2 separate regions of the Homo sapiens genome follow, and region 2 is linked to region 1. Evidence: chromatin loops called from intact Hi-C (ENCODE). Cell type or tissue: heart right ventricle. All regions are shown on one strand. Each heading gives the region's core, and the rest is flanking DNA. Links, peaks and the distances in the headings are about the cores only.

What was found. Peaks named below come from ENCODE experiments on the same cell type or tissue, not always from the same donor. Only the 100,000 strongest peaks of a DNase experiment are listed, where the experiment ranks them.
Region 2: a loop joins it to region 1, with 2.1 times the contacts of the local background. A loop is called at or near these places in 2 of 110 quality-filtered maps.

What each region holds. Positions count from the first base shown.
Region 1 is chr5:158,409,248-158,419,815 of GRCh38, reverse strand. It overlaps LINC02227 (long intergenic non-protein coding RNA 2227), which reads left to right and starts at 10,043. Exons shown (of 7, transcript NR_109888.1): 1 at 10,043-10,170. In heart right ventricle, for the core only: no CTCF peak of the experiment used is centred there; a DNase peak (open chromatin) is centred at 5,335; H3K27ac peaks cover 1,672 bases.
Region 2 is chr5:158,189,081-158,199,648 of GRCh38, reverse strand. It overlaps the pseudogene LOC100130177. Among named protein-coding and RNA genes, the nearest start is that of LINC02227, 220 kb to the left of the region's middle. In heart right ventricle, for the core only: no CTCF peak of the experiment used is centred there; no DNase peak of the experiment used is centred there.

The DNA.
Region 1 (10,568 bases), core at 1,524-9,523:
AACAAAAAAATGAACAACCAATTCAAAAATGGGCAAACAAAATGTGGTATATACATTAATGGAATGTTATTCAGCCATAAAAAGAAATGAAATTTTGATGTGTGCTAAGAAATGGATGAACCTTGAAAAACATTATGCTGAGTAAACTAAGCCAGACACAAAAAACAAATATTGTATGATTCCATTTATACGAGGTCCCTAGAACAGGCAAATGCATACACACATAAATTATAATAAAGGTTACCAGAGGCTGTGTAGGAAGAGAACATAGGAGTTATTATTGGATTGGTACAGAGTTTGGAATGATAAAAGAATTCTGAAAATAGATAGTGGCTCCAAAAAGAAAAAAAAAAGAGTAAGATAATTCCTGAGGAAGGAAACGATACTCCAGGCATGGAACAGAGAAGTGAAAGCATGGAGGTGTGGATGGTCCCGTGTTTGAGTCCTGTGAGGCTGTGTCATGGGTTGTATTAGAAAGAAAGGCTAGGGTCTGAGGCCTGGTTGAGCAGGGCCCTGAATGCCAGTCAAAGAGGGGGAATGGCTTGAAAAAATACAAGGCTCTCAAGCTTACTTTTACATGCTAGACTTTTACCTAAAAATCCCTCAATTGTTTTGTGCTACTCTTGAAATAAAACGTAGGCAGTCCAGCTGTGATTGTATTCACAAGATATTCTGGAATCCTTTTTTTGCATTGGCTTGAGATGGTTTCTGGTTCCTTCAGATGAAAGACTCTTGACTATGACATGAGCAGGACATGAGCATGTCCATCCAAAGTCCAGCTCACTCCAAATCTCACCCTCTTCCTTCTGCTACTCAGTGAAGGCCAGGAAACACATCCTGGATACCCTGCCCCAAAGCATGGGGTGGTGTTCTCACTCTCCCCACAGCTGACCTATTATTGCTAGGCCTCACTAGCCTTTCCCATGCCACTAAGGGACTGGGGAAATGTGATGACTCAGTTTTAAAGCTTACCACCCAAATTTTAGTGACCCCACTGAGTGTACAAAAGGGACACCTGTGTTTTCCCTTCCATGTGATAAAGTTACTACTCATAAAGGTTGATTTTTCATTTTTCGCAACCCAGGACAAACAAGAGTCTTGGGCCAGCAAACATTTCCCAGGCATTATCTCATAAATGCATTTCCACTTGAAATAATCCTTGGAACTTGGTGCTAAACTTAAGGCTCACTTATGGGGTTGTCTGAGGACCCATTTTTAAATGAATATGAGGTTTCCTGATTCTTGATTGAGCACCTACCAGGAACAAGGCCTATGAGATATACACAAATAAATAACAAGGCTATTGCCCATAGGATATATACAAAGGTAGGGGTGGAAAAGATAGATATTCCCACCTAACTCAAAAGACAGAGGGAAGTCATTACCACACCAGACACACAAATAAAGCATTGCATGGAACCGCAGGGGAGGATCATTCTGTTCCAGGTCAAAAATTACAATTGACATGACCCTAAGATAAAGACAGATTCAATGAAGAAGTGTTTCAGCTTAGGAAGCAACGGGCACAGAGTCATGGAGGGAAAAAGTTCTAGGAGCGAGGGGCTTTCTGACATGGCAAGAACTAGATTGTCTGGAGCTATGCTGCCCAATATAACAGCTAATAGGCCCACAAGGTGATTTAAATTTAAATCAACCAAAATTAAATAAAATTTAAAATTCATCTTCTCAGTTGCACTAGCCATATTTCAAACTTACATAGATTAGCCACATGTGGCTAATGGCCACTGTATTGGACAGCACCAATATAGAATATTTCTACCATCACAGAATGTTCTATCGGACAACAGTAGACTAGAGAGGAACAGGAACAAGAAGTAGTTAGAGTTGAGGTTTATTCCTTATCTAGACATTTGGTAGGAAAAGTCAACATAAATTTTAAATTTTAGGAAAGTATTTTCATATAGTATGCTATGCATCGACTATTGCTCTGGATGTGAACCAAATCACATGATTCACATATGTGATTTCTCTACCTTGTCAGTTAAGGTGATTAGATTATGCTGCAGTAACAAATAGTCCCTTATCTCCATGGTTTAATACAACAAAGAATTATTTCTTGTGCTCACTACATTTCCAACATGGGTGGTCACTCAGGGACCCAGGCTAGTGAAGACATCATCTTGACAAACATTTCCTTAACTGCCAAGACAGATAAAAAAAGAAGGTTGGTGCTGAGCACCAGCAGCTAAATGCCTCAGACGAAAGTGACACACATCACTTCCGTTCACATTTTGTTGGCCAAAGCAGATCACACAGCCACCGTCAAGAGAGTAAGAAAGTATCTCTTCATGTCACCAGAAAGAGAGACTGCAACCAGAATACTTGTGTATAACCCTAAAGACTGCCACTTATGTTAATAATCAATTACCCACCAAGATGTCCAACCAGAACAATTGACCACAGGTGTAAAAAAAATGTCAGAGCTGCAAAGATTGACAGAAACCTGACCAATGAGAGGCCTTAAACAACATCCAGGGACTGTTCTAGAATAAGTACCACTTATTTGCTTCACATTTCTAGGACATCATTTATAAGAAAGAAGAATGAGAAGCCACAGCCATGACTGTGGGGTTTTCTTCCCTTCCCAGAATTGCTCCTTACGTAGCTGTCTATGCCATAGTGGCTCCAAGTTTTCTATAGGCAGGGTCTAAAAGCACAAACCTAACCAAGAGGAATGGAATGAGATTTGTCTTAAGGCTGGGTTTGCTTAGCAAGATTGCTGTTTTTACTTAGAATGAATGTTTATTTGGAATGGCTTATGGTGAGGGGACTGCTGACCAATGTTATAGGAGGTAAAACACTTTCAAGCCCCCACCTTGCACTGTCAAGCCCCCACCTTGCACTGTCACCAGTCTGGGACCATGGAAGGGAATCAAAGAAACGTGTGTTGTTCTGCCTCTTCAGACCAAAAAAAAGAAAAAGAAAAAAGGTAGCCCACTAGGGTGGCCAACCATAGTGGTTTCCCTGGGACAGAGTGATTTCCCAAATGATTTACCAGTGCTTTGGCAACTTTTTAGTTGCCTGGGAACAATCCCAGGCAAACTGAGATGGTTGATATCCTATGGCCTAGAGAACACGCAGCTCTCAGACATATTTTATTTTGTCATTGGGTGTTATTTTTAAGTTTCAGTAAGTTACGATCATTTAAGAATTAGGTTTCTTTACCCTCCAGATACATGCCTCTTTAAACAATTCAGAAGATGTACCCACTCTGAGACCTGTATTCCCTCAGGGCAGTCATCAACCAGGGACAAGTGGTGGCAGCTGCCCCCTTTAGACAGTTCATGTTCTTCGCATGTCTTCACAGACCTCACCTGAGCTGTTTTCACTTTTTTATGTCACCTTTCGGACCTGAGGCATAAGGCTGCACATTAAAAACACCCAGGTGGCCTTTACAGTTCCAATATTTAGACTGTACCCCAAAACAACTGTATAAGGATCCTAGGGGTGGAACTCTGGCATCCACATTTTTCTTAATATGGTAAAATACATACAACATAAAATTCGGCATTTTAACCATTTTGAATATATAATTCTGTAAATTAAATACATTCATATTGTGCAACCATCACCACCATGCATCTTCAGAAGTTTTTTTCATGATTCCGAATATAAACTCTGCACCCATTAAACAATAGCTCCCCATTCTTCCCTACCCCCGCCTCTGGTAACCACTGTTCTATTTTCTGTCCATAAATTTGTCCATTCTAGGTAGCTCACATAAGTGGAATCACACAATATTTGTCTTCTTGTTGTCTAGTTTATTTCACTTAGCATAATATTTTTAATGTTCATCCATGGTATAGCATGTGTCAGTATTTTCTTCCTCTTTAATGAATAAAATTCCATTGTAGGTATATACTACATTTTGTTTATCCATTCATCCTTCTATGGACATTTGAGTTATTTATTCTTTTTGGCTGTTGTAAATAGTACTGCTATAAACATAGAAGAACATGATTCTATTAGAGTCCCTGCTTTCAATTCTTTGGGGTGTATACTTAGCAATGGAATTGCTGGATCATGTTGTAATTATGTTCAATAACATTCATATTTTTAAAGCGCCCCGCCCCCGGGTGATTCTATTGTGCAGACAAGGCTGTGGACTTCTGTATTAGAACTTGTAAACTCTGAAGAATCTACACTTTCTCGTTTCCATGCGTGTGTGGCAGGGAACAAATGAACATCTTAGTTAATTCAGCCATAAAATAGGAGTTTAAAAACAGTTTTGAGAATACATAGAATGTCTTTCTGCCATCTTCCTCAAGCCTCTGAAAACAATCCTCTGCAGTCCTTTATTGGATGCTTCCATCAACCTTTCAGAAGAACTACCCTCAAAGAATATTTCAAATTTCATTATATATACTCCTTTAAAATTTTAACTCAATCTGTAGAATTTTATAAAAATGCACTGGATTAGAAAATGACACAAAAATAATATCCACTGGTTTTCTTTTATAATATCATGCAACTAAAGTGACACATTTTGCAGTAGTACAGTTATTAAAATGCAGCCCTGTGCCGGTATGAATGTCACTTATATTTAAAAGGAAAGTAATTTTACATGATTTGCTCTCTTATCTTTTGTCCTAGCAATACAGAGAGATTTGTGGATTCAGTGACTTCATCAGATGGTCTTATTACCTCTACCATACTACTTTAAATTAAGACTGGAAGCTTTTAGAATCCTTCTTCCCAAGGGAATTTATGAAATGTCAAAATGGTCACATCAGCCACTTGGGGCTGGCCTGGGAATAAAGACTTAATTTGGCCATGGGAATAGAAGAGGGATATTTCCTTGAACTTCTTTCGCCCTCCTGGTCTTTCTCCTATGAAAACATTCCATTGTGCTGTATCATTGTCCAAACAGAAACACAAGCAGCTGAACTCAATTTATCAGGGAGCTCATTTAGGTATCATCTAGGGATAGGAAACCCAACTTCAGTGACTTGAACACTGAAGGGAGGTTATGAATTCATGTAATCAGGAGGAAGAAGGGTAGGCTTCAGATGAAGTGAGATCCAGAGGTTAAATATTCCCATAGTATGCACTTTCCCTCTGTTGGATATCCTATAGTGATGTCTTCATCCTAAAGTGGCTGCCCAGCAGGTCCACACTCTCCCCTTATGTGACCAAAAGACCTGCTATAGTTCTGTATTTTCCCTCTTTACACCACACTGCCCACAGGGAGTCATGAGGGTCCCCTCCTTGATTGGGAGGCACCAATCCCTCCCAAATCAGGTGACTGAGAATGGGAACAGCATGTTCTCCCATAGGAAACTCAGCATTCTCTTACCAAGAAAAGAGAGCAATCGATTCTGGGCAGCAAACAGCATGTGTCTACGATGCCAGGTGTGTTCTGTCCAATGCAGAGCACAGCATGACTCTTAACCTCCCTTGTTCCCAACAATGCTGTCCAACGGAACTTTTTGCAATCACAGAAATGTTCTCTATCTATGCTGTCCAGTGCAACAGCTACCTAACTATGTGTGACTGACTATTCAGTACCTGACATGTGGCTAATGCAACTGAAGCACTTTATTTTTGAGCTGTTTTAAAAAGTAAATTTAATTTAAATAGCCACATATGGCTAGGGGCTGCCATATTGTGCAGTGCAGTTCTAGAAACCGATACTCCATTAAAGTAACAGAAGATCACATTCGTTTCTCTGGGAAGCACATAATATTTATGGCATATAATGGAGCATATTATCAATAAGCTTTCATATCTTTTTTCTGTTTATGAGGCTACTGTATCATACCTTTGTCATTCTGTATACTTGCAATTAATTATTTAGACTTAACTACAAAATTTTACATTTATTTCAGGTTAAGTTTTCAGAGGATCCCCATCCTTAAAGATATTTCTTATCCTGAATTTTAAAAATTCATAATATTACTTGCTCTACCAATCCTATGTTGGTCTCTATCATGAAGGGAATCTAGCCTATAGCAGAGATTTTTTTTAACCTGTAGATTATGAATGGCTTCTAAGAGGACATGAAACTACTGAAGATTTTTGTGTGCTTCTACTATGCTGTTTTTGTTCCCTCCAAGGGAAATTTAAGTTCATTAAGTTTTCAAAGATTAAAATCAGTCATCAATAATTTGCACCTTTGCACAAATTATTAAAGCATGGCAGAAATCTATGACCTGCTGTTAAAAATGGCCATCCAGGTAAACAGGTAAACACCAGTGTTTAAACTACAGGCTCTGTCTCTGGTCCCTGACTGTTGCTCACCATGTGGCAGAGCCACAAAAATCAGAAACTTACACATGTTGGTCTCTTTCTTTAAGTTTTGACTTCTTCCCCAAATTTGCTAACTATTGTTCACGCTCTAGAGCCCTTGGGTAGTTTTTGTATTTTGTCTACAGTTTATAGTTGTTATGTGTGAGAGTGTCCTTCTTATTACATTATGCGTAACATTTATTTAACCAGATCTCTATTACCGACCATTTAGAATCTGACTAACATTTTTTTCCAGTCCAATCATTTCTGAAATGAACATCCTTATTTGTGCCTCTTGAGCAAGAATGCAACTAAAAATTGAGAAGTGGAGATGTGGCTTATGGAGTAAGCACATTAAGATTATAAAACATGTGGCAGAAGGTCCGGAAACAAATAATTTCATCATAAATAATATCATCATATGAATTAACTATTTGGTATGAATTAATATACATAATAGAAGTCCAACATTTATTCATTGTATGAAATGTACCAAAATGCTTTCAGACAGGGTGGCCGCCCTGTAGTTACCACCAACATGCTTTCCAAAGTGCCTGAGTGCTGCCAATGCCCTGGTATATACAGCTAAAGGAACTTTGAATTTTTTTCCTCTGGAACATTTGAAGAAGAGGCATTTCTATCCATTTGTAGTGAATTTTACATGACTATCAAAAGCCACAAGGCCAGAGAAAGTAGAAGTAATTGGGCAATCCAAAGCACTTATTTATCCTTGATATTCTTGCTTACATCTTAAAACTGGGCTCAGGACCATAGGGACCATCCCCGAATGCTTTGCCTTGTCTCATGCTGTGAGGCCATCAGGGAAACATTGTATTTGTACAATCCCGGAGCCACAAAGTTTGCAAAAGTGCACACTGTGAGGACAGGATGATGAAAAGGAAGCTTCTCTCAACTGTCCACCCCTAATGTAGGCCAGCCCCACTCTCAACAAACAGCAGCCTTCCCAAAGAGCAAACGTTAAGGATTATTAAACCTTCATTTCTTAATTTCCATTTTGATTCAAAAATCGCAGGAGACTATGATCTTACTTTATGATTCTTTCCCTATGCAGTTGGAATTGGTGATCTGACATTTATAAGCTGGGAAAGGTAGGGTTTTTCTTTATGGCATTAAATATTCTCTTTCATGATGGTATTTCACTTTACAAATGGCAAATATATCATGATGTGACCTGCGTAGAAGTGTTTTCAAGGGAGGTTTGGGAGTTCTGAAAAATTCACCTTGCTGTGTGGCATGTTGAAAGCCCACTATCACGTCTGATGCACTTTATGCTGGCACCATGCACCATATTGGTGAGAGAAAGCTAACCAATACGGGGAAAGACTTGGAGTTTCCATTTCATATTCAGCAAAGTTGTTTTTCTAATGAATTCTAAGAACACAACAAAGATGCCATTGGTATCAAGCTCTTTCATATTTTTTTTTCAGTCAGGTGTTTATGCAGGAAATACTAAGCATTCACATGTGCCAAACCTCAATCTAGACCCTGTGGGGAATACAAACGTGAAATATCCTTAGACCAGCTTAGGGTAGGGTCCTAGGTAGTTTCTTGCTCAGGAGAGCTTCCAAGGTCAGGCTCTTTATGCAGTTCAATGTGGCAGTATTGACATTTTAAGAGAAATACAGTTTGTACCTTTATGGAAAGAATATAGAGCATGTGAATGTTAAGTAAAAAATTACAACTGTGTGAATTCACAGTGACGTGAAAGTTCTCACCCTGCTTTATAACTTAAAGCCAGCTGAGTTTGTGTCCCTCCCTCCCCATTAGACAGTAGACATCCAGTGAGCAATGAGCCTCTTGCTTTTTATCCTCCCAGTTCATTTCATTCTTTCTCCTCCCTTATTGATGGAGTGACCCCTATGTGCCCGGCACCCTGTAAGAATAGGAAATGCACACTATGCCCCCCGGTACTCTTGCTTATGCTACCTGAGGATTCGAAGGCAGGCTTTACCTTCATAGCTCCTACAAGGTGATCATGCCTTTTCCTTCTCTTAGCAGAGTTCTAAGAATGCCCAGGACCATAAATCAATAAGTTGTCCGTGGCAAACAATCTACCAGAGCTTGGGGATAGCTGGGCAGTATTTCTCTAGGGAACGAAGGCTGGCTAAATAGCCAAAGTTTATTGAAGTGCTCCATACATTGCTTAAGACTAGAATTCACAGTCAACTGCCTGGGGTGGCTTTCACTCCATCCTTCCTTCCAAGAACCACAGAGATGTAGTAAATGAGCCACAGGAATAGGGATTTCTTCCAGGCTGGAGATATTACAACCCTTCTCTCAATATAAGAGTTGGCTTGAAAAGGCAGCATTCACTATTGAGGGGATAACTCTGAAGAGGGCTTGTGGTTATAATGGTTTTATGATTATTTTGGATCTTTGTAAAGACTCCTGTGTTTGGGTACTGATTCCACACTGGAGAGATCACACAAACATTCCTTAACATTAGTCTGTGGCTTTGTTAGACAGAATTGAAAGAGCTCTGTGTCCATTCCAGTCCCCAGTCATACCCAAAATCATCTGTCATTCACATGACTGTGGATTTTTTTTCAAAATTAGACTGTTAGTCTTCTGGGTTTTTTTTGTTTTGTTTTTGTTTTTTTTAATTACATATACAAAAACAGTCTCCAGGAAGTCTGTGCTATGTGTTGAAAACAAAGGATACTTAAGTGAGGTTGTTGTCTTCCAAAAGCCTATAGATAAGAAGGTAATATTTGCTAGTTTAAGTGCAAACATATGTACACATACATATATATATATAAAAACAAACAAATAAACAAGTTGGAAAAATATCTGCCCCTTTTATCTATCATTAATCAATGGATCAGGAAATACTGTCTGAGAAGCTATCCTTTGGGGGAAGTCTACACTATATGTTGAAAATAAAGATGTTTAAGTCAGGTCACTGTCTTCCAAAAACGTATAGATGAAGAGAATTTTCATTGAAATACACACATACATACATACATACGTAAAAATAAATATTGCATGTTCTCACTCATATGTGAGAGCTGAAAAAATTGATCTCATGGAGTTGGAGAGTAAAATGATGGTTACCAGAGACTGGGAAGAGCAGTGGGTGTGGCAGGGATTGAGGAGGAGTAAAGACCCAGTTAATGGGTATAAAAATACAGTCAGGGAGAAAGAATAAGATCTAGTGTTCAGTGGCACAAAAGGGCAACTATAGTTAATAATTTATGGTACATTTCAAAATAACTAGAAGAGTGGAATTGGAATGTTTTTAACAATATTTATGCTATATTTCAAAATAACTAGAAGAGTGGAATTGAAATATTCCTATCACAAAAATATGATAAATGTTTGAGGTGATGGATACCCCAATTACCCTGATTTGATCATTATACATTGTATACTTGTATCGAAATATCACATGCACCCCATAAATATGTACAACTATTATGTATTCATAACAATTAAAATTTTAAAAAAATTTAACAGAATTTAGCAAAAAACCCCACACAGACATACATAAAAAAACAAATTACCAGGTTGGAAAAAAAATACCAAAGATGAAAAAAGATATGCATTGAGCAAATATTTTCGAAGTATTTGTTTACTAGGCATGTTCTAGTGCCAACAGAGAGCTTTTATTTTAGGGAGATAGACAAATAATAAACAAGTAAATATTTAATTTCAGGTAATAGAAAGTTCTATAGAGAAAAAATAAAGTAGGATAAAAATGAATTATGAGAGAAGTGTGATATTTACATAGAGTGTGGTCAGGAAAGTCCCCTCTGAAAAGGTGATATGTGATATTAGGCCATGTGAAAATGTGTGTGGGAAGTAGTCATATGTCCAGATCATGCAGGACCCTGAAGATAACAGAAAGGGCTCTTCATTCTGTTATTTTCAGTAAGATGGAAGAGAATTTGGGGGTTAAAGGTGAGGACTGGCATGGCCTAAAGTGTGTTTTAATAGGATCACTGTGACTTCTGTGCTAAAAGCAGACTGCAAGGGACAGAAGCTGAAGCAGGAGGTGAGTTAGAAGTTTCCTGCAATATCCAGGTGAGAGCTGATGATGGCTTTGCCTGGGCTGGCAGTGGAAGTGATGAGAGATGGGTGAATGAATATTTTGAGGATAGAATTAACAGAAATTGCTTATTGGTTAGAAGTGAGGTGTGAGAGGAAGAGAGGAGTCAAGGAAAATACCAAGGTTTCTGCCTGAGCAATTGGGAAAATTGGTAGTTAAAATAAGGAAGACTGAATGAGGATCTAGACTGCATGGAGGTAGAGATGAAGGGAGGGGTGGTGAATGTCAGGAGCTCAGTTTTGGCACACTG
Region 2 (10,568 bases), core at 1,613-9,612, 220 kb after region 1:
TCATCAGAAAGGTCTTCATCCTTGTCTTCACATTGACTAGGCTGAGGAGAAGGAGGAGGAGTGGGAGGGTTGGTCTTGCTGTCTCAGGAATGACAGAGGTGGAAGAAAATCCACAAATCAGTGGACACGTTCAGTTCAAACCCATGTTGTTCAAGGATCAACTTTACCTACACTGGGGGTTGGGGAAAGTCACCATAATTTTTTTAGATATTCAGGTTTTGAAAGTCTTAATTGAGCCCCTAGACACACCCCAACTTTCATATACAAATTATGAAATCTGAAACCCAAATCTGCTGGTACTGATGCCCCTGAGCATGATACTTGGGATGGTGGAAAGGGCTCTGTTCCCGAAGCTGGGGGACCTGAATTCTAAACCTAGCCTCCCACTTACTCTCCATTAATATCTTGTTCAATCTCAGTTTCCCAACTGTTAAAAAACAAAAACAAAAAACTAGTTAGTGAAATTGATATGATTTCCAACATTATTCACTTCAGCTTTGATTGCCTATGAATCCCCCTTCTTGCCCAAGGTCATCCACAGCTGGTGGCCGACAGAGGCAGAAGTAGAGGTAATCCCATCTCCTAGTTTAAGGCCTTTTCCACAAAGTTGTACCCACACAAAAGCCCAAGCCCCTTCCTTCTCTCTCCTCCTCCACCTCCTCATTGCTATGCAACTCCTTTCTCATCTCCGGTGCAGCCCATCCACAACCCCTCCCCACCCCCGACAGCTCACACTGCAGGTAGTGCAGGAAAAGATAGCAATGGGGAAAGACAGTCAGGCACATTGAAGGGGTTACTTTGCCTGGGGAACCCTTTATCTGAAGTTGTCCTCAAAAGCGAGAATGAGTTGATTTGCATTTTCCCACTGAAGCATGCAGAGTAGCTGAGGAGTGTTTCTCGTTACCAAGTACCGTCTTCTCTGGTTTGCCCTGAGGCCTTCTCTGGGGCTGGAGCAGCTCTGAAAACACCTGTACGCTGCCCATTTAAATATATGCTTCAGACAAATCTTTTAGGGGTTTCAAAAAGGGAAAAACTAATGCTTTTCCGCCCCAGCATACATTATCCTTCCTGTGAATGCTGCAGGCAGAAATTAACTCTCTCCAAGCTGGTTTATTTAGTCTGTCTTTCCATGTAAAGCCTGCATTCCATGTTAAGGGACTGGCAGTTAACAGCTTTCTCGTTCCTTTCTGCCTGCCTTCCTTTCTTCAATCATTCATTCAGTAAGTAAGTATTTACTGACATCCATTCCATGCAAAAGCACTGTGTTGTCCCCATATCTTCTCCAGAGACAACTTTGACAAGGATCCTGCTCCCAAACTGCTCACAACCTGGCTCAGGTGACAATGGGCCCAGATGTGCCCAAATGTACCCAAATGTTACCTGGGGACCTCACTGCATCTCAGGAATTGGCTCGGACAGTTTCAAGGCTTGTTTGAATCCACAGTTCTCCTCATGACATCTGCAAACTCCTGGCCTTTTTGCTCTGCTGCTACACCTGTGCCTGTTGCCTTGATCGGGCACCAGCACCTCACAACTTTGGTAACTTTGTGGAAGAACTGAGGACAGTGGAGGGCAATTGCATCTCACGCCACATAGCTGTCGGCTGTCTTGATGGCTCTCCACCTCACTCTGCTGGCTCTCAAAGCGTGGGCTCTCCAAAAGGTGACCCACCTCACTACGCACTCTTTTCCAAACAGCGTAAGCCCTGTCCGCTCTGCCTCTTCTCACCCTGCTTCTCTCACAGTGTGTACTTGCAACAGACCAGCCTCCTTCCTGGTATCCAAGAAATTTGGAAAATAAAGTTCTCTCCATCCTTTTACTCAAGTAACTATAATACAAGTGGAAAAATTACAGAAGTCATAAAAGTATGCCTGCCCCCAGGCAGGCAATTAATAAATATATTAAATAAGCATATCTGTTGAAAAGGGGATTGGAAAAGGACTATTGCGGTTCAGGGGAGGGAAAGGTAGCTTTCATAAAGAATTCAGAGAAAGAAGCTTTTCTCCAAAAAGCAGAGTGGCACATGGGCAGGCACCACCTTCCACTATCTAGACCTTCCTGATCCTTCTCTACATCTGTTTTGTTTCCTCTTTTCTCCTTTTGAACATCTGCCCACCTCTTTGTGAAAAAAAAAGAAAAACAGGAAATGAAGGGATTTTGAAGGTCTGAACTCAGGATTCAGGAATTATACAATCCTAAAAGGTCTGGTCAAGTAGAAATTTTTGAGCTCATCCACCCTAATGCTTTTGTTTCATAAAGGAGTAAACAGACCTTTCCAAGGTTGTGCAGGATGTGAGTTGGTTTTTTTCCTCTTAATTTGAATGAGTGATAAACATTTTAAAGTCAAGAAACTTTACATCAGAATCCAGAAAAAAATCAAAGATCTGCCAACACTGGGCTTGCATCCCTGCCCAGCAGCAGCGGGCTGGAATGCGGTAGCTCCATCTCCTGCATGCACAGTCCCCTTCTATCCCAGCTGCCTCACGCCCAGATGGGTTCAATCATCTCCATCATAGTCATGGCCCCTACAGGCCTTTAAACTGTAACTCCTGTGTGTTAGTCCATTTTTGCGTCACTGTAAAGGAATACCTGAGGCTGGGTAATTTATAAAGAAATGAGGCTTAATTGGTTCAAAGTTCTGCATGCTGTGCAGGAAGGATGGCACCAACATCTGCTTCTGGTGAGGCCTCAGGAAGCTTCCAATCATGGCGGAAGGCAAAGCCACAGGGCCGATGTGTCACATGGCTAGAACAGGAACAAGGGGCTGAGGGAGGTGCCACATTTTTAAACAATCAGCTCTTGCATGAACTCAGCAAGAACCCACTCATCACCAACGGGATGACGCTAAGCCTTTCATTAGTGATCTACCCATCGTGGCCCAATAGCTCCCACTGAGCTCTGCCTGCAACTACTGGGGATTACATTTCAACATGACATTTGGAGGGGACAGACATCAAAACCAAATCATCCTGCTTTGCAGCCGGTTTCCTACTCCTGGCCAAAACAAAAAAACAACCCAACAAAAGCCACATTAAACCATGTAGCACAACTAACCTCAAGCAGCTCTCTATGTTATTGGATTCTAGAAGTCCCCAAAACCAGAAATTCCCATCCCCTCCCCATCAAAAGCTAATAATAATAGTAATAAATAGCAGGCAAACAAACGAAAGCAAAAAGCCTTTCCCACTGTCTGGTACTGCCTGAAATATCACTGTATCTTGGAGAAGTACTGTGTTCCTCTAACATCTCGGATTTGAAAGAAAAGTGGTACAGTAAGAAATGGCCCCTGGCACACACCATCATCTACTTTAACATTTTGACTGAGGATCATTTTTCGTGGTAGGATCCTTCAGATATCCTCTGCAGACACACACACACACTCCAAACACAATAAAACACAACACACATCCCCCTCTCTCATTCTCTCGCTCTCTAAGCCATATACTCAACTTTATTGGAATCTGATTAAATAAACAAAAACAAACATTTCTCCTTAGAGAAGGAAATAATTTTCACAAAATAAAAACACAGAGCAAATATACCTATTTGAAGGTGAAAAGATCACTGTTTTCTCCAGCAAGTCAGAGAGAGCATGAACCAAGAACACGAGATGCTGCAGTTTGCTGATGTGAGTGTGTGGACAATGAGAAGCAGGTGGTGTATGAACACAGGCAGAGAGAAGGAAAGGAAAACTGTCATCTTAGCAAGGATCACTGCATTGTGCTATCAAGGTCACAGTTGGTAAAGACCAAAATACTATCTCCAAAATTTTAACAAGGATTCTTCCTTTCTCTTGTTCCCATAGTGAGTTCCGGGAAATGGAGAGAAAGTGTAATGAAGCATATTTCTTTTTAAATGGCATATAGCTGGCCTCTACTTGGATCCTGTTTTCTGACATCATTTTAATTAGGAAAGGTGAGAAAGTTTCCAACGTCCCCCAACCCCCTTCCCTGTATCCTAAATGAGGGTTTCACAGAGAACTGGCAACCAACACGATTTTGACAGAGTGAACTTCTTTCTCTCATAAGCATTCCTCCAATCCCCAGATAATACCCCTCATTCCTCCCACATTAACTAACACACACAACTTTTCTCCTCCCACCCTCCCCAGCTCTCACTTCTCTCCAAAACGTATAACATAATTGTGAAGGCTAATTATCAAATAATGCTTAAGCCTTTGGGAACAAGATAGGGGGTTCTACAAATGTTTTAAAAAGTCCCCAGGCTGCAATAGAAACGTGATTAACTGAAACAAAAATGCCTGCTGAAAACTTTCAAACCCAAAGTCAGTTTTTAAAATATTTTTAAATATATAGGTATATTATATACATGCCTGTGTCATAATTTATCTATATGTACATATGTCAAATGTGTCTTTTTTTAATCTGTCACAGAAATTCTCTGCCATTGTAGAGCAAGACCCTCAAAGAGAGAAATAATTTGAAGTCGGTTCATCCTTTTTTCTGACACATGGAGGTCCACCATGGATTTCTCCCATGACAGGGGACCCCTCAACTGGCTCTGGTAGGAGACAGGAGGAAGCTGCCTCTAGTAAGAGGAAGGAGAGAGCAAATCTAGGCGATACAATTCTCCTCCTGGCCTGAACATGAGCAGATAGGTTCTGACAGATGTAGTTTTTATCATGGAATAAAACAGGCTCACAGCAGTGTGCCTCACACATGAATGTCACATTTTATGAATTGCCATATTGTCTCACTACACGCTGCAGTGAGCAGGGCTGGGCAGACCACGAGGTTGAGGAACGACTCGGCCTCTCCTCTCCCACGCCCCCTCCATTCCAGGCAGGGGCACTGGTTTTTTGCCTGCATCCTCAGAGAGGAAGAAACAACGGCTGTGGGTGCACCTGTGTTGTATGGGCCAAGTCCTCAGCTGTGATGCACACAGAAGTTAAATATAGCACTGTGGCTGGTCAGATTTCAACTGTCCTGGGACCCTGAGCGGTTACGTAGCAGAAGGGGCTGGAGGGAGGGAGAGGAGGAGGGATTCAGAGAAAGCGTGCACAATAACAATGCATGATCTATCATGCAAAGAGCCGCAGGGCAGAAATAAGGGCTCCTCACTCCTTCAGTAGAAGCCAAGCCCAGGGTGCTGATTATGTGCGGAGCAAGCTGTCTAATGGGAAAGAGAGCTCATCCACAAATCCTGGGTCAGGAAAGCCAGGAAGGTCCATTCTGAGACTCTGTCCATAGATGAGTGTTCTGAGGATTAGCTCTTGACTCAACACTGTGGAGGAAATGGTATTCAAAATCTCTAGGGACTCACTTTCTAATTAAAGAGCAAGTCTTACTGGTTGCCTTTACTTCCCACCCCACTGAGACCCCTTGCTCCACTCATGGGACTCAGGCATGAATGGGGAATTCTGAGCAAGAGGCAATCAGAATGTGAAAAACATCCAATGGGGCTCTCCCTCACCCCCAAGTTATTGAGCTAGGCCTGAGTCAGCCAGAGTTAAGGCCAATGACACCTCTTAATTTGCTCTCTTTCCTATGATGTGATGCCGTGTCATCCAAATTAGACACAGTTACCTCCAAGGTATACTCAGTGTCATCATAGCCATGAAAAAAAATCACAATACATCTTCCCAGACCAATTTTTCTTTCAGTGCCTAACAGTGGGGCAGGTAGATTATTCTTATTAGAAAGCAAGCACAAATGTAAATCAGAAAATTCAAACAGATTTTTAAGATAAAACATTAGTCTTCAAAGAAATTATAGATTTCCAGGGACTATTTTGAGCTCAGCCCTATTACCTCCCTGAAAATGAATTTACTCCCTTCCATCATAAGGGATTCTTTGATTTAAAAAAAAAAAAAAAGAGCTTATGCGTGTGGTAGGCCTAAATAGTGATCTCTAAAGATATCCAGGTCCTAATCCCCAGAACCTGTGAATCTTGCTTTATGGCAAAAAGGATTTTGCAGGTGTGACTAAAGATTTTGAGATGGTGTATGTTTATCACAGCACTATTCACAATAGCAAAGACATGGAATAAACCCAGCTGCCCATCAATGGTGGATTGGATAAAGAAAATGTGGTATATGTACACCATGGAATACTATGCAGCCATAAAAAAGAATGAAATTATGTCCTTTGCAGCAACATGGATGCTGCTAGAGGCCATTATCCTGAGAGAATTAACGCAGAAACAGAAAATCAAATACAGCCTGTTCTCACTAATACGTGACAGCTAAACACTGGATACATATGGACACAAAGATGGGAACAGTAGACAGTGGGGGCTCCAGAAGTGGGGAAGGAGGGAGCTGGGGAAAGGTTTGAAAAACTACCTATCAGGTACTATCTTCACTGCTTGAGTGACAGGATCATTAGAAGCTTCTCCTCAGCATCACACAATATACCCATGTAACAAACCTACACATGTATCCTTGAATCTAAAAATAAATTTAAAAAAATTAAGACATTGAGATGAAAGATTATCCTGGATTATCTAGGTAGACCTTACATGTAATCATAAGTATCCTTCTAAGGGAAATACAGGTGGAGTTATGACTACAGAAAGGAGGTGACGTGGTGATGGAGGTAGAGACTGGAGTGATAAAATTTGAAGACGGAGGAAGGGGCCATAAGCAAAGACATACAGATGGCCACTAGAAACTGAAAAGGACAAGAAAACAAGTTCTATTCCCAGAATCTCAGAGGGAACCCTGCCAACACTTTGATTCTAGCTAGCCCAGGAAAACCCATTTTGGACTTCTGACCTGTATTGTAAGAGAAGAAATCTGTATTGTTTTAAGCCACTAAATTTGTGGTAATTCATTATAGCAGCATCAGAAAACTAATATACTTCAGAAATAAGAGTGCAGGTCACTGAGTTCAGCAACTTACACTATTATTACGAATGGTTTTACTTTGAACCACAAAGAACTTAGGATATTTGGAGATAACTATTTTATCTCCTTTCCATTAAAAAGTATTCCATTAAGCCACAAGGCATGTTTTCCTCTGACTGCCTTCCAGGCACTTGCTCATATCATTTCCCCTGCCTAGAAAGCCATCCTCATCCTCACTACTTTAGGTATTATGGTAAAACCAATAAATAAAATCTCCCTCAATTGAGATGCTTGATGAGAGTTAGATTTTCTGTCTCTAATAAGTTTTAGTAATTAGAAAGAGCAAAGAAAAGATTTCTAATCCCATAAAAGTAGGAAGCTTTTACCTCCAGTGCCAGTCTTAGATTTTTAGACTGTATGATCTCAGAGGCAACAAGCTGTCTTTTCTAGTGGCCTGCTGTTGTACCGTAAATGCATACTGTTCATTGGGGATTTTAGTTCCACTTCTCTAGTGGTCCCCAATAAAATGAAAATAATAGTTAAAAACCACTCTCAATCACTACCCCAAATTATAAATCAGTTTTAAAATAGGCTTACATTTTGCTCAGATCCTCTGATGAATTATCAAAAAAGTGAAACAACTGGAACTTACATTAAAGAGTTAACTGGAAAATAGGCAAAGATGATCCAATATACCACTAGTAGGAGACCCTGAAGAAGAAAACGAGAGAAGAGATGATCCTCAAGGGAACAGTATTAAAAACTATAGTTCAAAAAAGTTTTTCTGATACCAAAAAAAAAGTGATTTGAACCGTATATTAAAAGAACATGCCATGTACCTGGGAATATTGACCCAGAATGACCAAAACTAAGACATAGTCTAGAAAAATTATTGTATTTAAAAGAAAAAATTATTTGGACATCTAGGCAAACAGGGCACATACTCAATAAGGAAAATTAATTATCCTCAAATTTTTTTGACAGCAATTCATTATGCCAGGAGACATTACAGTAGTATATTTAAGATATTCAAAGAGAGAAAATGTGAACTAAGGATTTTATATCCAGAAAATCACAAATAGCTACTAACCTGCAAAAACTCAGAGAACACTGTTCCCATGAGCTCCTCCTAAGGAATCTACTAAAGAACAAGTCTCAGATAGGTATTGCTGGTGAATATTACTATATAGGTAATTAGAAGTTAAAAGAAAGAGACTGTAGTGTGTACTGCCTGTATGATTCAAAATGAAATTATAGTACACTTATGAAAATGGGGAAATGATTAGCATATGGAAAAAAGTTTTATCTGCTTTCAGTAATAAAAATGCCTGTTACAGTACTAGTACTAATATTCTGAGAATATTTTATATGTAAAGTAGAAAAAAATGCAAACACTAATTATGGGATATTCTATTATCCCCTATTGTCTTTGGCGCGGTGGCCCACACCTGTAATCCCAGCACTTTGGGAGGCCGAGGTGGGTGGATCACGAAGTCAGATCGAGACCATCCTGGCTAACACGGTGAAACCCCGTCTCTACTAAAAATACAAAAAATTAGCCGGGCATGGTGGTGGATGCCTGTAGTCTCAGTTACTTGGGAGGCTGAGGCAGAGAATGGTGTGAACCTGGGAGGCGGAGCTTGCAGTGAGCCGAGATCGCGCCACTGCACTCCAGCCTGGGTGACAGAGCAAGACTCTGTCTCAAAAAAAAAAAAAAAAAAAGAACTGCGCCTTCAAAGATTTTGAGGTGAGAGAAAGGAGCTACTGAAGTAATATAGAAGATGTTAAGTAAATACCACGCAGATCCAAATCTTAATTGGAAGTATCAGTACAACCTCATGAAGTATTTGTGTAACTCCAGCTCTTTTGATTAAAGAGACTTAGAAACAAAGGCCAATCCAGTAGCAATGAGCTTCTCTACATCAGAGTTGGTCTTCATATGACATTTCTCATTGAGCTAAACCAGGATTTCTTGGACAAATGGCTGATTTCAAGTCTGAGGCAGAGTGTGTCCATAATGAGTTTATGGAGTGTGTCCATAATGAAACTGTCAAAAACTACATGGGTCATGTCAAACATGACTCCGTCTCAAAAGAGTCAGAAAGTACCTTGAAGAGGGTTCCACTGGCCAAAGACTTGAGCTTTGCAATGGATTGCAACCCATCAAATATATATAAATCCAAGAGTTCATAATAGCATATACATATTTTTAATTGGTCATCTTCCGAAGAAACAATGATCCAGTTTGTTAATTTAAAACTAGGTAAATAAAAGGAAATAAATATTTATTCTACTTATTCTATATGAACTGTAGTACTGGGTAACAAAATAGTAGATGAAAGGAAGAGTCTTTTTATAAAAGTATCTCAGATAATAAATTAAAACAAAAGATAGAATTAAAATTTTACTATTTTTCAACTCCTAATGAATTGATGAATGTAGACATTGAGCATCTACCTCAACTAATACCAGAAAAGAGCAAAAAACAGGCATTATATACCTTCTGATGAAGACACAAGACCCAACACCACTTATAACCTCATTAAGGGATCCAACCAGTGTCAGATCAGACCTCTCAATCCAGGTCTCAATTTGCAAGAAATACAAAAGCCGGTTGAACCGCACCATGAATGAGCAGTCAAATATCCAGACTGCAGGAAACTTGACAAGTCAAATAGCCCAGGTCTGTCAACAGATAAATTATAAGAAAGAGAAAGAGGTGGAGTAGAAAACCATAGGTTAAAAGAGACCTGAAAATCACATTAAGTTAAAAAATATACATAATATACATATATGGGCAAGACTAAACTATACAGTTTAGGGATGCATACTTGAATAATAAATCATAAATAAATACAAGAAAGTAGGCCAACTGCTGACTGCCACAGCCAGGATGAGACTCATGGGTCCCCTCCTGGGCTCCAGTGAGATCAGCCAGAAGGCTTTCTACTTCTTCTTCTCCCCTAGCCTCCCAGGAAGTGACATGCCCAGAGTCCCAAGTCCACTGACCTGGGGACCAGTGTGGCTGCCATAGCTGAGGATAGTGGGCATGTGGTAGCCAGCCCTGCCAAGAAGGACCAGGCTTGGCAAGGTGAACCTGGGACACTGCCCTCCTCACCACCAAGCAGAGCAGTTAATCTGTGTCCAGAGAAACATGGCCACAGCCCTGCTCAGACTCACACCTACAACATGGTCGTGGGCTTTGGTGAGATTTGGAAGAAGCATCTCAGCAGAGAATTTGGGAAACCATATTTTATAAAGCTCATGTGATTTGTTGCAGTAGAAAGCAAGGATTACACTGTTTATCCTCTCCCACACCAAATATTCACCTGGACCTAGATGTGTGACATAAGAGATGTGAAGGATGTCATTCCAAGACAGGATCCATATCATGTACCCCCCATCAAGCTCGTGGGGTCTGCTTTAGTCTTCAAAGACCTGTTCCACCTCTGCCCAGTTTGGAAAACATTTATAAAGAGCTGTCTACAGACATAGATGGCTTTGTTCATCCCAGCCATGGAGATGTATCTGGGTGGGTCAAACAAGGTGTTTTACTCAACGCTGTCCTCACTGTTCCAGCCCATCAAGCCAATTCTCATGAGGAGAGAGGCTGGGAGCAATCTCTGCTAATGCAACTGTGTCCTGGCTAAGCCAGAACTCCAATGGCCTTGCTTTCTTGCTCTGGGGTTCTTATGCTCAGGAGAGGACAGTGCCATGGAGAGGAAGCGGCACCATGTACTGCAAACGTCTCATTCCTCCC